Linked DNA regions of Homo sapiens: region 2 is linked to region 1. Evidence: chromatin contacts called from ENCODE Hi-C data. All regions are on one chromosome and are shown on one strand. Each heading gives the region's core, a stretch centred on a gene start or an enhancer-like site at or near the end of the contact. The rest is flanking DNA. Distances are from core to core; before and after follow the strand shown. Region 1 holds the start of EPHA1 (EPH receptor A1). Region 2 holds the start of OR2A14 (olfactory receptor family 2 subfamily A member 14).

Region 1 (5,914 bases), core at 1-2,500:
CTTACCCCATCTTTTGGGGGATCCAGCAGCCAGCCCAGCTCTCCCTGTGCCTTGCTTGTGTCCATCAGAGTAACTGAAAGTGGGGAGAAAAGAAGTCTGTCACCTCTGGGGGAGGAGGTGCCCCTGCAGCCCACATTAATCATTCTGGGGCCTCAGCCCCAGGCTGCAACATCCTGTTCCTAAAAGCTGTGACTTCCTGAGGCTTAGGGGAGAAAAAGGGCTCAGGACTGAGGAGTGAAGAGCTCCAGGGATTTCACTCTTCTTTGTGTGTGTGAAGGAAGGCAGGTAGAGTGGGACAAGGGTTGGGGCGCTGGGTCTTTGACCAAAGTCAATGCAAGAAGAGCAGCCCCACGAGACGCTCAGTTACCCAGGCTGCTGCGTCCTGGGACACCCATCAGCTGCAGGATTGGAACGCGTGGAGGGCAGGAGGAGCTCACCTCTGCTAGCCAGGAGTGGGCAGGGTGGACCGGGGACCTCAGAAGGGGTTTCCTGGGTAGGGAGGCTCACCTCCACTGTCCGAAGCCTGCTTTGGCCTGACCTGGCCAGTGATCAGAGCCGTGAAGTGGGGATAAGAGGCACAGCTACCTGCCTGGGAAGTGGGGGGGAGTAAGGCCGGAGAGGGTGTTCCAACTTTCACATGGAATATTCGACTCGGACAACTGGGAACCCCTGTGGCGTCAGTCCTAACCCTTCTCCCGGAGGCAGCTCCCTCTGTCCCTGGCCTAGGTTGGCAGGAGGCGACTTCCCACCTTCAACTTCCAAGGGCTCAGATCTCTGGGGTGGGCACCTGAAGCTGGGACTGTCTGGGAATGCAGGCAGGGGTGCGGGTGCAGGTGCTACTTCCTGGCAAGGGTCCGGAATTCCCTCCCCACTCCCAGGAGCAGATTGCTGGCCTGCGGGAGTGGGGGTGACTGACCCGGGAGAGCAGCCGCTTGGGGTTAAAGACCAAAGATGGGCCTGGCCAGTCGATAGCCTGGCGGTCGGGCACAGCGAGAGAGCTGGCGAGGGTCTCGGGGAACATGGCCCCTAGGAATGCCGGCTTCTGCAGGGGGGTGCTGGCCGGGCCCCGGGAAGGGGCGGGGCGCGGGGGTTGGGGGCGCGGGGGCGGGGGTCGGTACCTTCCTTGGCGCGCGCCCCCGGGGGCAGCGGGGCGCAGAGCAGCAGCACCAGCCCTAGCCCCAGGGGCCAGCGCCGCTCCATAGCTCCGGGCCGGGACCTGGGACAGTGGCCCGGATGGCAGCGCCAGGTTGCAAGGGACTAGGAGAGCCGGGCGGGCCGGGCGGGGGCGGGGGGCGGGGCCAGCGCCGGGGGCGGAGTCCCGGCCTCACCTGGTTCACCTCCTTAAAGGGACAGTAGGGCAGGAAAGAAACTTGCTAGACTGGTAATCAAATTCAAGAACCGGAGGCGTCTTGACCCGAATGAGACTGCGGGCGCCGCCTAGTAGGTGGGATTAAGAATTGACGAACCTTTTCCCAATTCTAATCCTAAACTCAACCCAATCTTGATCCAGCTTTTAACCTAATTCTACCTCTGACTTGAATTACACTCCTATATTCCTCTTTCTGTCTTTGTGCAGGCCCCAGAGCTGGGTAATAGGGCCGGGGAAGGCAAGGGGTAAGAGTCATATCTTCACCCTCTAGCAGGGGAGGCTTAGATGACCACAATGCAAGGTGGGGTACAACCTGCAGTGAAGCATCTGGAGATTAGAAGAGGAAGCAAGCCCAGTCATCGGGGCACATTAGTTGAGTCTTCAGGGAGAGCTGGTGTGACCTGGGTTTTCAGTGGCAGAGATTGGGAAAGGCACCAGCAAGGGCCTGAAGGCAGGGAGCCTCAAGGTGCGCCCAGGGAGTGGTGAATGGACCAGTTTGACTGCTGGGGCGCAGGATTTGTCTTGGGAATCAGGGCAGAAAGGCAGGTGTGGGCCAGGGCTGGGTAAACAAGAAAAGGAGTTTGAACCTTGACATGCACTTACACAGCAGACATGAATATCTGGTTAAGGTTCCAGCCACAGGTGGCAGGGAAGGATATTTTAACCCATCTTAGTGGTGTCAAACCACGTGCCCTCTCACTTTCTTGCGGACTTCCTTATATTCTTTTTCTTTTTTGAGATGGAGTCTCGCTCTGTGGCCCAGGCTGCAGTGCAGTGGTGCAATCTTGGCTCACTGCAACCTCCGCCTCCCTGGTTCAAACGATCCTCCTGCCTCAGCCTCCCGAGTAACTGGGATCACAAGCGTCAAGCGTGCACCACCACACCCAGCTAATTTTTCTATTTTTAGTAGAGACGGGGTTTCACCATGTTGGCCAGCCTGGTGTCGAACTCCTGACCTTAGGTGATCCCTCCTGATCTCAAGTGATCTCCCTGCCTCTGCCTCCCAAAGTCCTGGAATTACAGGCCTGAGTTACTGCGCTCTGCCGAGACTTTCTTATATTCTATTTAGTAAATGTTTGTTCAGTTTCTGCTATGCATGCAGGAAGCTCTAGAAGCACCTAAGAACAGAAGGACAATGTCTTGCCCTATATAAGCTATTAATTTGGGGATGCTGGGGGTTGAGACATAAATAATTGCACAAATGATTGAAATGGCGGGCAGGAGTGGACCCCAGGCAAGGTACACACAGGGATCACAGTAGCTCAAAGGGGAGTGATGCATTTACTAAAGAGGCTGGGGGTCCACTCCTGGCCCCTCCTTCTTTCGCTCCATCCCATCTGGGTAAATTGTTCATAATTTTTCTATCATTTACATTGTTGCACATTTCGGTACTGTGAATGAAGGGAGGTGGTGGATTATAGGTGCTTTTTCTCATTTTCAAAATGTAATGCTTCTCAGGTTTTTTGTTTTTTTTTTTTGCTTTCTTATGCAGATACGTATATGACAAACACGGCCCATCAGTTCTTGGCTCAGACTATCCTTATTTGCATAAATAAATGTAATTCATGTACATTGGTTAGGAAATTCATGTTGAACATACAGAAACAAAATGGGAAGTAGAACCCTCTGCCCTCCAACACTCTAATTTCTGTTCCCCAAGTTAACCACCATCAACTGTTTCTTGTAAGTCCTCCCAGGATTGCTTCCTCGCTGTGTACACACCATCGTGTATTTTTCCCTCCCTCTCTCCCTCTACTCCCACACTTACATGCTTTTAAAATGTGTATACAGAGGGGCCATCTGACACACATTGCTCTGCACCAGAGGCCTCTTTTCTAATGTTAAAGACTCCAGGAAGGAGGAGGAGGCTCACGCTGGCTGGCGGGGGTCAGAGCTTTGTGATTTCAGCAGGGAGGAATGGGCGAAGGGTACAAAGCCAACAGAAGGGGGGAAATGGAGCAAGCGTTGGACAATTGCTGCTAGGACATAAGCCAGACTGTGGTGAGGTAATGCATGTGCTTGCTGCTGCAGTTTGTTAAAGTTACAAGACCCTTGGGACTCCAGAGGGTGGGGGGTGGGGGGTGGGTGTGTGGAGTGGGGGAGACTGCTCCATGCAGTGAGACATGGAGTCTAGAACCCTGGAAAAAAAAGTCTTGCTTTTTGTTTTAGGATAGGCTCTTTATCCTGGTCTGAAAGTCTCTGCATATGGGGAATGAATGTCCACTTTCTGTCTCCTTTCAGGATTATCTTGATTTGACATTTTCTGGTTAGTTTGTCATGAGAGGAGGCACATCTTCAAGTTTAGTCTCTGTTCTTAACTAGCAGTACAACTTTTGTCAAATTATTTATGTTCTCTGGACCATGGTTTCAGTTTCCCTAGACCTAGATGATTTCTGAGGCTATATTCAGGGATGGTCTCAGAAAATAAAAAGCTAGCAGGATTTTGAGTCAGGAGACTTTGGCCAGTTCCCTTAGCCATAATGTGCCTCAGTTTCCTTAGCTATAAAATGAGATTAATCACGTCCACCCCACAGAGTCAGTGTAATGATCAAAAGAGGAGAAAGTGCTTTATGAACTGTAAGGTACTGAGCAAATGTTAATTGGCTAGGAGAATGGTGGAGGCTAGGAATTGCTGGAGTTCTCCTGCAGGCCTCCCAGCTTGCTCCCAGAGCAGAACAACCTCAATTACTAAGACATCATTATTTTTCCATTCCAAAATCAACTTTACTGAGGGACAACTTGCATAAAATAAGTTGCAGCCATTCCAAGTGTACGGTTCAATGGGCTCTCACAAATGTATATGCACCACCACCTCAGTCAAGATGCAGAGCAGTTTCAGCATCTAAAAACATTCACTGGTGCTCCTGTGAATCAATCCCACCTCCAGCCTTAGGGTTTCTGTCCATTTGGGTGAGTTTTATCCTTTCCAGAATTTTATGCCGTCTCTGGACTCTGGGTCTTTCTCTTTAGTATGATGCTCCCAAGATCCATCCTTCTAAGACTCATCCTTCTAAGATCCATCTTTCTTGTTGCCTCCATCAACAGTTTCTCTTTTTCGATGCTGGGCAGTATTCCCTATAGAGATGCCCTAAGACATCATTTAAAATTACAAAATCAAACCCCAAAACTCCTCCTTTTTTTTGGTCCCCTAGGAACCACAGGCCTCGTAGCAGACAGGGCCTCCCAGAGGGACACCTCTTTCCCCTTCTGGCGTCTGGCCCTGTTCTCATTCTGCAGTCAGAAAGGAAAGCCTGCAGAGTCCCTGCAGCCCAGGCTGTGGCTTGTTCTTACAAACTTGACGTTAACACTACCCTGTTCATATTATTCCCCTTCTACTCCCTACCCAGCTCCTTTCTGACTGAGGATAAGGTGAAATTACACCCAGCCTAGGTCATGGTCTTGTATATCCATAGGCTCTGGTCAAAATGCAACCAACATCACCAGCAGGGTAACCCAGGATGTTGCTAGCAACTACTATGAGAGAATTAGTACAAACTAATTTTTTGGACTAGTATTGTCAGAGGCATGTGAACCAGAGCAACTCCATCTTGAGTAGGGGCTGGGTGAAATGAGGCTGAGATCTACTGGGCTGCATTCCCAGACAGTTAAGGCATTCTAAGTCACAGGATGAGATAAGAGGTAGGCACAAGTTACAGGTCATAAAAACCTTGCTGATAAAACAGTTTGCGGTAAAGAAGCTGGCCAAAACCCACCAAAACCAAGATGGCCACTAGAGGGTCCTGGGGTCGTCTTCACTGCTACACTCCCCCCAGCACCGATGACAATTTACAAATGCCATGGCAACGTGAGGAAGTTACCCTATATGGTCTAAAAAGGAGAGACGTGAATAATCTACCCCTTGTTTGGCATATAATCAATAAATAACCATAAAAATGGGCAACCAGCAACCCTGAGGGCTGCTCTGTTTATGGAGCAGCCATTCTTTATTCCTTTATTTTCCTAATCAACTGGCTTTTACTTTACTCTATGGACTCACCCTGAATTCTTTCTTGCATGAGATCCAAGAACCCTCTCTTGGGATCTTGATCCAGACCCCTTTCCTGTAACAGTATCAAGTCCCCTAGCAAGGGCCCTCATGGATGGGACCCAAACGACTTTGGTTGGCTGTTGTGGGCCAGCCCAAACTTGCAGGCAGCAAAATCCAGGAGACCGTGTGGGCTGTGGGAGGGAGGAAATGGCACTTACCAGTACAGCCTTCTGGTGGATTCTGCACGTCTTTAATCATAAGCCTAGTTAGGTCCTTCCCTTTCCTTCTTGTCTGTGTTCTTACCTATCTGTTCTCTGATCCCCATTTACCACCAGGCAACAGGGGCGGGGATAATAATAGTTACCACTTATTACAGCACCTACGCAGGCTGCCGCACTTCACATACATCGTTTCATTGACTTCTCACACCAACCCTCGGAGGAAGGTATCATTAGTCTCATTTTATAGGTGGAAAAATCTGAGACACCGGGAATTAAAGTAGTTCAAAGTCACTCAACTGCAGAACCAGGATTTAAACCTAGTTCTGTCTGACTCCC
Region 2 (7,708 bases), core at 1,997-4,496, 710 kb after region 1:
GATCCCTGAGGAATCGCCACACTGACTTCCACAAGGGTTGAACTAGTTTACAGTCCCACCAACAGTGTAAAAGTGTTCCTATTTCTCCACATCCTCTCCAGCACCTGTTGTTTCCTGACTTTTTAATGATTGCCATTCTAACTGGTGTGAGATGGTATCTCATTGTGGTTTTGATTTGCATTTCTCTGATGGCCAGTGATGATGAGCATTTTTTCATGTGTCTTTTGGCTGCATAAATGTCTTCTTTTGAGAAGTGTCTGTTCATGTCCTTTGCCCACTTTTTGATGGGGTTGTTTGTTTTTTTCTTGTAAATTTGTTTGAGTTCATTGTAGATTCTGGATATTAGCCCTTTGTCAGATGAGTAGGTTGCGAAAATTTTCTCCCATTTTGTCGGTTGCCTGTTCACTCTGATGGTAGTTTCTTTTGCTGTGCAGAAGCTCTTTAGTTTAATTAGATCCCATTTGTCAATTTTGGCTTTTGTTGCCATTGCTTTTAGTGTTTTAGACATGAAGTCCTTGCCCATGCCTATGTCCTGAATGGTAATGCCTAGGTTTTCTTCTAGGGTTTTTATGGCTTTAGCTCTAACATTTAAGTCTTGAATCCAACTTGAATTAATTTTTGTATAAGGTGTAAGGAAGGGATCAAGTTTCAGCTTTCTACATATGGCTAGCCAGTTTTCCCAGCACCATTTATTAAATAGGGAATCCTTTAACAGGATCTGAAATTGTGGCAATAATCAACAGCTTACCAACCAAAAAGAGTCCAGGACCAGATGGATTCACAGCCGAATTCTACCAGAGGTATAAGGAGAAACTGGTACCATTCCTTCTGAAACTATTCCAATCAATAGGAAAAGAGGGAATCCTCCCTAACTCATTTTATGAGGCCAGCATCATCCTGATACCAAAGCTGGGCGGAGACACAACCAAAAAAGAGAATTTTAGACCAACATCCTTGATGAACATTTATGCAAAAATCCTCAATAAAATACTGGCAAACCGAATCCAGCAGCACATCAAAAAGCTTATCCACCATGATCAAGTGGGCTTCATCCCTGGGATGCAAGGCTGGTTCAATATATGCAAATCAATAAATGTAATCCAGCATATAAACAGAACCAAAGACAAAAACCACATGATTATCTCAATAGATGCAGAAAAGGCCTTTGACAAAATTCAACAACTCTTCATGCTAAAAACTCTCAATAAATTAGGTATTGATGGGACATATTTCAAAATAATAAGAGCTATCTATGACAAACCCACAGCCAATATCATACTGAATGGGCAAAAACTGGAAGCATTCCCTTTGAAAACGGGCACAAGACAGGGATGCCCTCTCTCACCACTCCTATTCAACATAGTGTTCAAAGTTCTGGCCAGGGCAATTAGGCAGGAGAAGGAAATAAAGGGTATTCAATTAGGAAAAGAGGAAGTCAAATTGTCCCTGTTTGCAGACGACATGATTGTATATCTAGAAAACCCCATTGTCTCAGCCCCAAATCTCCTTAAGCTGATAAGCAACTTCAGCAAAGTCTCAGGATACAAAATCAATGTACAAAAATCACAAGCTTTCTTATACACCAATAACAGACAAACAGAGAGCCAAATCATGAGAGCCATTCACAATTGCTTCAAAGAGAATAAAATACTTAGGAATCCAACTTACAAGGGATGTGAAGGACCTCTTCAAGGAGAACTACAAACCACTGCTCAATGAAATTAAAGAGGATACAAAGAAATGGAAGAACATTCCATGCTCATGGGTAGGAAGAATCAATATCGTGAAAATGGCCATACTGCCCAAGGTAATTTATAGATTCAATGCCATCCCCATCAAGCTACCAATGACTTTCTTCACAGAATCGGAAAAAAACTACTTTAAAGTTCATATGGAACCAAAAAAGAGCCCACCAAATGTTGGTGATCAAATTAATTTTCTGTGGTAACTTTTTAGAAAACGTTAATGATAAAAATACTGGGAGTAAAAAGCTATTTATGTACAACCTGAAAGCATGCTAAATGTAAATGTTATGTTCTATTTCACAAGGGAGACCAGTTTGGGTTGGATTGGTGAAGAGGGCTCCAAGAGTGCTTTGCAGAATCAGTATTAAGTATGAAGTCAAGTGGGTAGAACAGTTAAAATTGTCTTGAAATAAGGAATAAGAATTTCAAGACTGGGAGCTGCTAGGGGTAGTACTTGAATGAAGTAGAGTGTGTGCTTTGAAGAATAATGAGGTAAGTAGAGTAAGCCTCTATTGGTCACACAGATTATGTTAAAAGAAAAATAACTCCAATTATACTCCTCTTGGATATATCTTTTACTGTTCTCCATGATAGGTTAAATCTATTACTATTATTTTGAAGTGCTCCCTCCACCATAATTTAAGAATTAAACCTCTATTGAGATCTAGGTTAAGAAAAGACACTCAGAGGGTAAGAACTGGAAGGATTTTACAATCGTCAAACTTTATCACTTAGTGCAAAAAAAAAAAGGATAGAGAAAGAAAGAGTATGGCCATTTTATCTGTAGGCACTAACCCACAATAAGGAAATAAATATGTGGCTAAGAAATGCTTGAGATGGAAGGCACACTGAAGAAATTCAAGGAAGAAGATGAAGTATACCTGAACTACCAAGTCAATAATATTTGTGAGAAATTTGCAGTAGTTATTTTACAATGACGTTTTCTCCATTGAGAGAAAGCTATTTTTCTGAAGTGATGCTTTAACAGAATTCAGGGACCTCTAACCAGCAGAGACCAAGAGATCATTGGCTCTCCTCTAGGGAAACTAGGAATTAGAGAGTGGAACAATTTTAAGATTGATAGAATAAGTATTGAAAGAAATTAATTTAAGACATGATCTTGGTTTTTAAATCTTCTGTGCAAGAGTCTTGTCTTTTAACAGAAATCCTGTCCCTGTCCAATCCCAAGTAAACACACATAACACATCCCATGGGAATGCTGAAAGAACAAAATGAATAAACATGGGCAATGCCTTCACTGGTTTGCCTGCTAATAGGAAAGTAGCAAATATCTTTAATTGTCTCTGGAGAGATATGATTAGAAGTATTACCACTGGGTTCTGTTCTCTCAATTATTATTTTTCTCTGCAGGGAGTGAGTGTCTAGTCAAATGATGGTAGAAAAAGCCTGGCTTACACAACTAATTGTATCATAAAGTTCAGGAGAGCTTTGTATCTGGGCTTCACCTCCCAAGAAGGCCTCATTAGCGAGGAGAATCAATCCCAGTCTATCCATTCTGCCTTTCCTGTCTTTGAGGTTCCTAGCAAGCCCAAGGGTATGTTAGAAGAAAAGACCACAGATTATTGTACTGTAAGTAAATGTGGTGTATTTGCCTTGAGAAAGGGTTTACAGATGGAAATGGGAAAGGGGCAGTGAATGAAATCACTGGCTCCAGATAGTAGCGATGAAATGCCCGTGCTATGTGGTCTCCTTCTGCTTCTAAGTCTGTATTTATAGCTAGGGTCCTGAGGGGACCTCTAGGGGCCACCGTCTATCCCAGGATATGGCCATGTACCTCTGACCTTCTCGGCCCCTCCATCCATATCCCCTCATTACCCTGTGGCAGCTCCTGGCTTTGTCATCACTGTGCCATAGAAGAGGATCAGATAACCATCCCTATAGGGTATGATCTGGCTAAAGGGCTCCAATGATTGTCAGGGGCTATGCGGCTCAGGTGACTCTTTTTTACAAATAATGCTAATTTTAAAAACTGAAGTAGAGTTTGTAAGTGGTTTGCTTACCCAGGGATGTATCCTCCTTGCCCCTCTGCTAACTGCCTAGTCCTGCACATTCTCAGAAGCGTTGTGTCACCAGACAAGATCCCCTTCTCAGTTGTTCTGGATACAGGCACCATTCACTCACAGGGAAAAGCCAGTGCCTGTCAGGGTACAGGTTCTCTTTTTTTTTTCTGATTTTAGCAGAGGAACCATTGAGCACAGAACATGTCTCCTTATGATGACTGGATCCAGACATTCTCCTTAACGATGGTTCTCATATCCCTAATTATATATCTAAAAAACCTAAGTTCTTATGTGAGTTAATGCATTTAATCCTCACAACTATGTTATGAGACAGAATTTATTACCCCATTTTGTAGATTGGGAAACTGAGGCATGAAGAGGCACAGAGAAGTCATAAAGCTAGTATGCAGCAAAGCCAGGATCTGAACCCAGGCTGCAGGGCTCAGGAATCCATGCTTGTTCATTTGTTTTTAACACTAGGCTGCGGCCGGGTGCAGTGGCTCACGCCTGTAATCCCAACACTTTGGGAGGCCAAGGCAGGCAGATCACCTGAGGTCAGGAGTTTGAAACCAGCCTGACCAACACGGAGAAACCCCATCTCTAATAAAAATACAAAATTAGCCAGGCATGGTGGTGCATGCCTGTAATCCCAGCTACTTGGGGAGCTGAGGCAGGAGAATTGCTTGAACCTGGGAGGCGGAGGTTGCGGTGAGCCGAGATCTCACCATTGCACTCCAGCCTGGGCAACAAGAGCGAAACTCCGTCTCAAAAAAAAAAAAAAAAAAAACTAGGCTGCTCCCTAGGACTAAGCTCAGTGTCAAAGTATATTATTGGAGATGGCAAGTTATTTCTGAGTAATTGCAAAGATTTGACAAATCAGTGCTGCCTTACAACCCCACTGCTGGAGGCCCCAGGGCTCCCATTCTAAGACAATTTTCAATAGAAACTTTTCTTTTGTGTCAGTGCTAAACACCCTAAATACGCCCCCCTTTTCTTTCCAAAAAATTAATCCTCTCTCTATCATTGGGATATTTAGCATGGTGGGATTGACCTCTTACTATTACAGCCTGTATTTTTTTTTCTTCAGTAAGGGAGTGTGGTTACTTCAAAGGAGTCTTCCATTTCTTTAAATTGCTTTTTAATTTTAAAAATCAAAATATAGGAACATTTATATTAGGAAATCAAAGCAAAATGTGTGTCTTATATTTAAACTCAAAAACAGCCAAAAAGAAAAGCAAGATAAACGTGAAAGTGTTTGCAACACCATGATGATTGCACTGGATTTCCAATTCCTATGCTTTAATACTTCCCTCAATTTTACGATCTCTTTAATATCATTAGTAACAGCTGACATTTATTAAATTCCTATAATGTACCAGTGCGATGGTATTTCTTCTTCACATCAGTCCTTTTGGTATCTGTGGTCAACATTTTACATTTGACAATAATGAGCCTTAGAATACGTGACTCAAATGCGTCATGTTCATTGCTCAGAATCAAGACTGGAATAGTGTTCTGGCCAAGACTGTTACTCCTGTTGCTTTCATTCTTATTCAGAGACCATATTTTTTTCTGTCACTGCTAAATTTGCTTTGCTCTTTAAGAACAGAAAAATGTATCCATGCAGTTTTTTCCCTTACTCCATCCACTGAAGATTGTTCTGTAATGTGTAACTGGAGTGGATGCCTAAATAAATCTTCCTTTCAGATATCTGATTCTTTATTGAACTTCCACAGGCTTTTCTAAAAGAAAAGTCTGACTACTTGAACTGTGAAATCCAAAATACAAAAGGATGCCAATAAATAAAAGGAAAAAAACTATTTTCCTCTTATACTGTATATTTGTTTACTTAACTTCACAATTGAACAGATGGACAATTTTTGTGTGTAGGTAGCCACCATTATAGACTTTTCTCCTTGTGGCCTCTTGTACACAACTGTTAAAAGCACAGTTGATAACCAGAGTTTTATACAGTTTGGATGTAGTTCACGTCTGATTAAATTTCACTTTCACTAAGAATTCTATTTGTTTCTTTCTTTATTCCTGCTCTTTAGAAATAGTTTATTCTAGGCTGCTGGGGTTTTTTTCCCCGAAATTCCTTACTTTACAAAAATTACAAATAAAACTATAAACCCAGATTTGCTTAATTATGAATTTAGATTAACCAAACAATTGTATTTATTTGGTAATGACTGGATTTTTTTTTTACTCCTAAAGCATCCAAATGCCTGCTACCTAGGTCACTGGGCCTTGGAACAGTAGGAGCACAGATGTGTACACCACAGATGGGAGCCAGGAGGGACTAAAAATATGCAAAATATCCATGTGCTTGGAGGTCTCAGGGATAAAAGGCTTCTCCTTTTCAGCTTGATTCATTGGGACATTAACACAACATTTGCTGTGTCCAAAAATTGACAACTACCATTCTGGCATTAAAATTATATTGTGCAGAAAATTAAACAGTTTCCTATTTCAAATATGTGCTCATTGGAAGTTCTGTACATACATATCTTTTAACTGTATTCTGCTTTCATGAATCTAAAAGTAAATCAATTATTATAAAGTCAAAAGTATATCAGCTAAACTGATGAATTTTTTATGTCAATTTCAGATTGTTAAAAATATAAACAAGGTTACAAAGAATAAGTACAATCTCCTGCTCACTATGGTTCAGGTACATTGTGTTTCTTTCTTTCTCTTCCCAGAACTCACCAAGTGCATCTTGTTCAGAGACTTTGCGTTTACTGTTCCATTACTGTTCTCTGTGTAGAGAATGATCCTCTTTTGGCTCTGGGCAGGGTTGTGGCCTTCATGGTTTAGGTTCCACTCACCTGTCTCCTCTTAAGAGAGACCTTTTCCAACCATCCCATCTAAAGGAGACCCCCCTCAAATCAAGTAGCTTTCTATTATTTTACCTAGATTATTTCCTTCATTGTTCTTTTCATGGCCAGCAATTATCTTTACTTGTTTACTCCTGGTCTTTTACAGTGGTAATGAATCATGCCCTCTCTCTGTTCCAAGTCTGGAAAAAATGAGTTGAATAATACATGAAAGAATCGGATATAATTCAAAAAGGTATTTTATTAATAAAGTCTGTTGAAAAGCATGGTTTATATTTTCAACAAAGTTTCTCTCCAAATTAAAATCACAACCATTAGCTGACACCCCTTCCCCACCTCCAAATGGGACTGAACATGCTCCTGATACCTTAATCCCAAGCAGATAGAAATGCATGCAGGTGAAACAGAGAACAGAGAAAGGTCACCCTCAGTTTCTCTTTCCTGTTTCACAAATCATATAAATTAGGGGAAAGAGAGAGGCAGGTATACTCTAAAACAATTTTATCCAGGGGCATAGAGGTTTCCTTCCCTAAATAGAAATGTGAGGTGTGGAAGAGAAGCACATCACCTTAATATTACTTCTTTATAATCTGCCTCCCTTTCAGAATGTGTTTACATCATCCACAGCTGGGCCTCTAAAGCTTAGAACAGTGGCTGAAACAGATCATGCACTCAAGGATCATTCGTTAAGGGATATACAAAATACAAATATAAGTTACAGAACATTGTTTGCTTATGAAAGTAACAGAGATTGTAATTGGTAATGCCTAGTACTGACTATGTGGCAAAGAGACATGATTCTTACACACTGTGGGAGGGAATTGCAATTGGTCAGATTTTCTAGATGGAAGTTAAAATAGGGATAAAAACCTTAGAAATGTCTGTATATTTAGCATCTGCAATTTCACTTTTAGAATATGTTCTAATAAATAATTATGAATATAGGCAAATCTTAAGTTTAAGAGAAATGTATCTCAATGCCAATAAAAATAAGAAATAAACAAAAATTCAAACAGTAAGAAATTCAGTAAATTGTGACAGAATATTGTGCCCCTTTAAAATAATGTCCATAAAATATAATTTCGATACAGGAAAAGTATTA

Evidence for each region. Hi-C counts contacts between places; a loop is a spot of excess contacts on that map. Pooled maps may share reads with other maps.
Region 2: a map with no recorded cell type shows a loop between it and region 1 (2.7-fold over the local background). The contact joins the promoter of OR2A14 here to the promoter of EPHA1 in region 1. A Hi-C loop is called at or near these places in 2 of 37 single-sample maps with no recorded cell type and 8 of 50 pooled maps.

The regions. Positions count from the first base shown.
Region 1 is chr7:143,407,606-143,413,519 of GRCh38, forward strand. EPHA1 (EPH receptor A1) reads right to left here and starts at 1,251. Exons shown (of 18, transcript NM_005232.5): 1 at 1,119-1,251; 2 at 6-73. The coding sequence starts at 1,200. It overlaps EPHA1-AS1 (EPHA1 antisense RNA 1), which reads left to right and starts at 208. Exons shown (of 5, transcript NR_033897.1): 1 at 208-281. RefSeq lists an enhancer at 1,323-1,935.
Region 2 is chr7:144,119,930-144,127,637 of GRCh38, forward strand. It overlaps OR2A14 (olfactory receptor family 2 subfamily A member 14), which reads left to right and starts at 3,247. Exons shown (of 2, transcript NM_001001659.3): 1 at 3,247-3,335.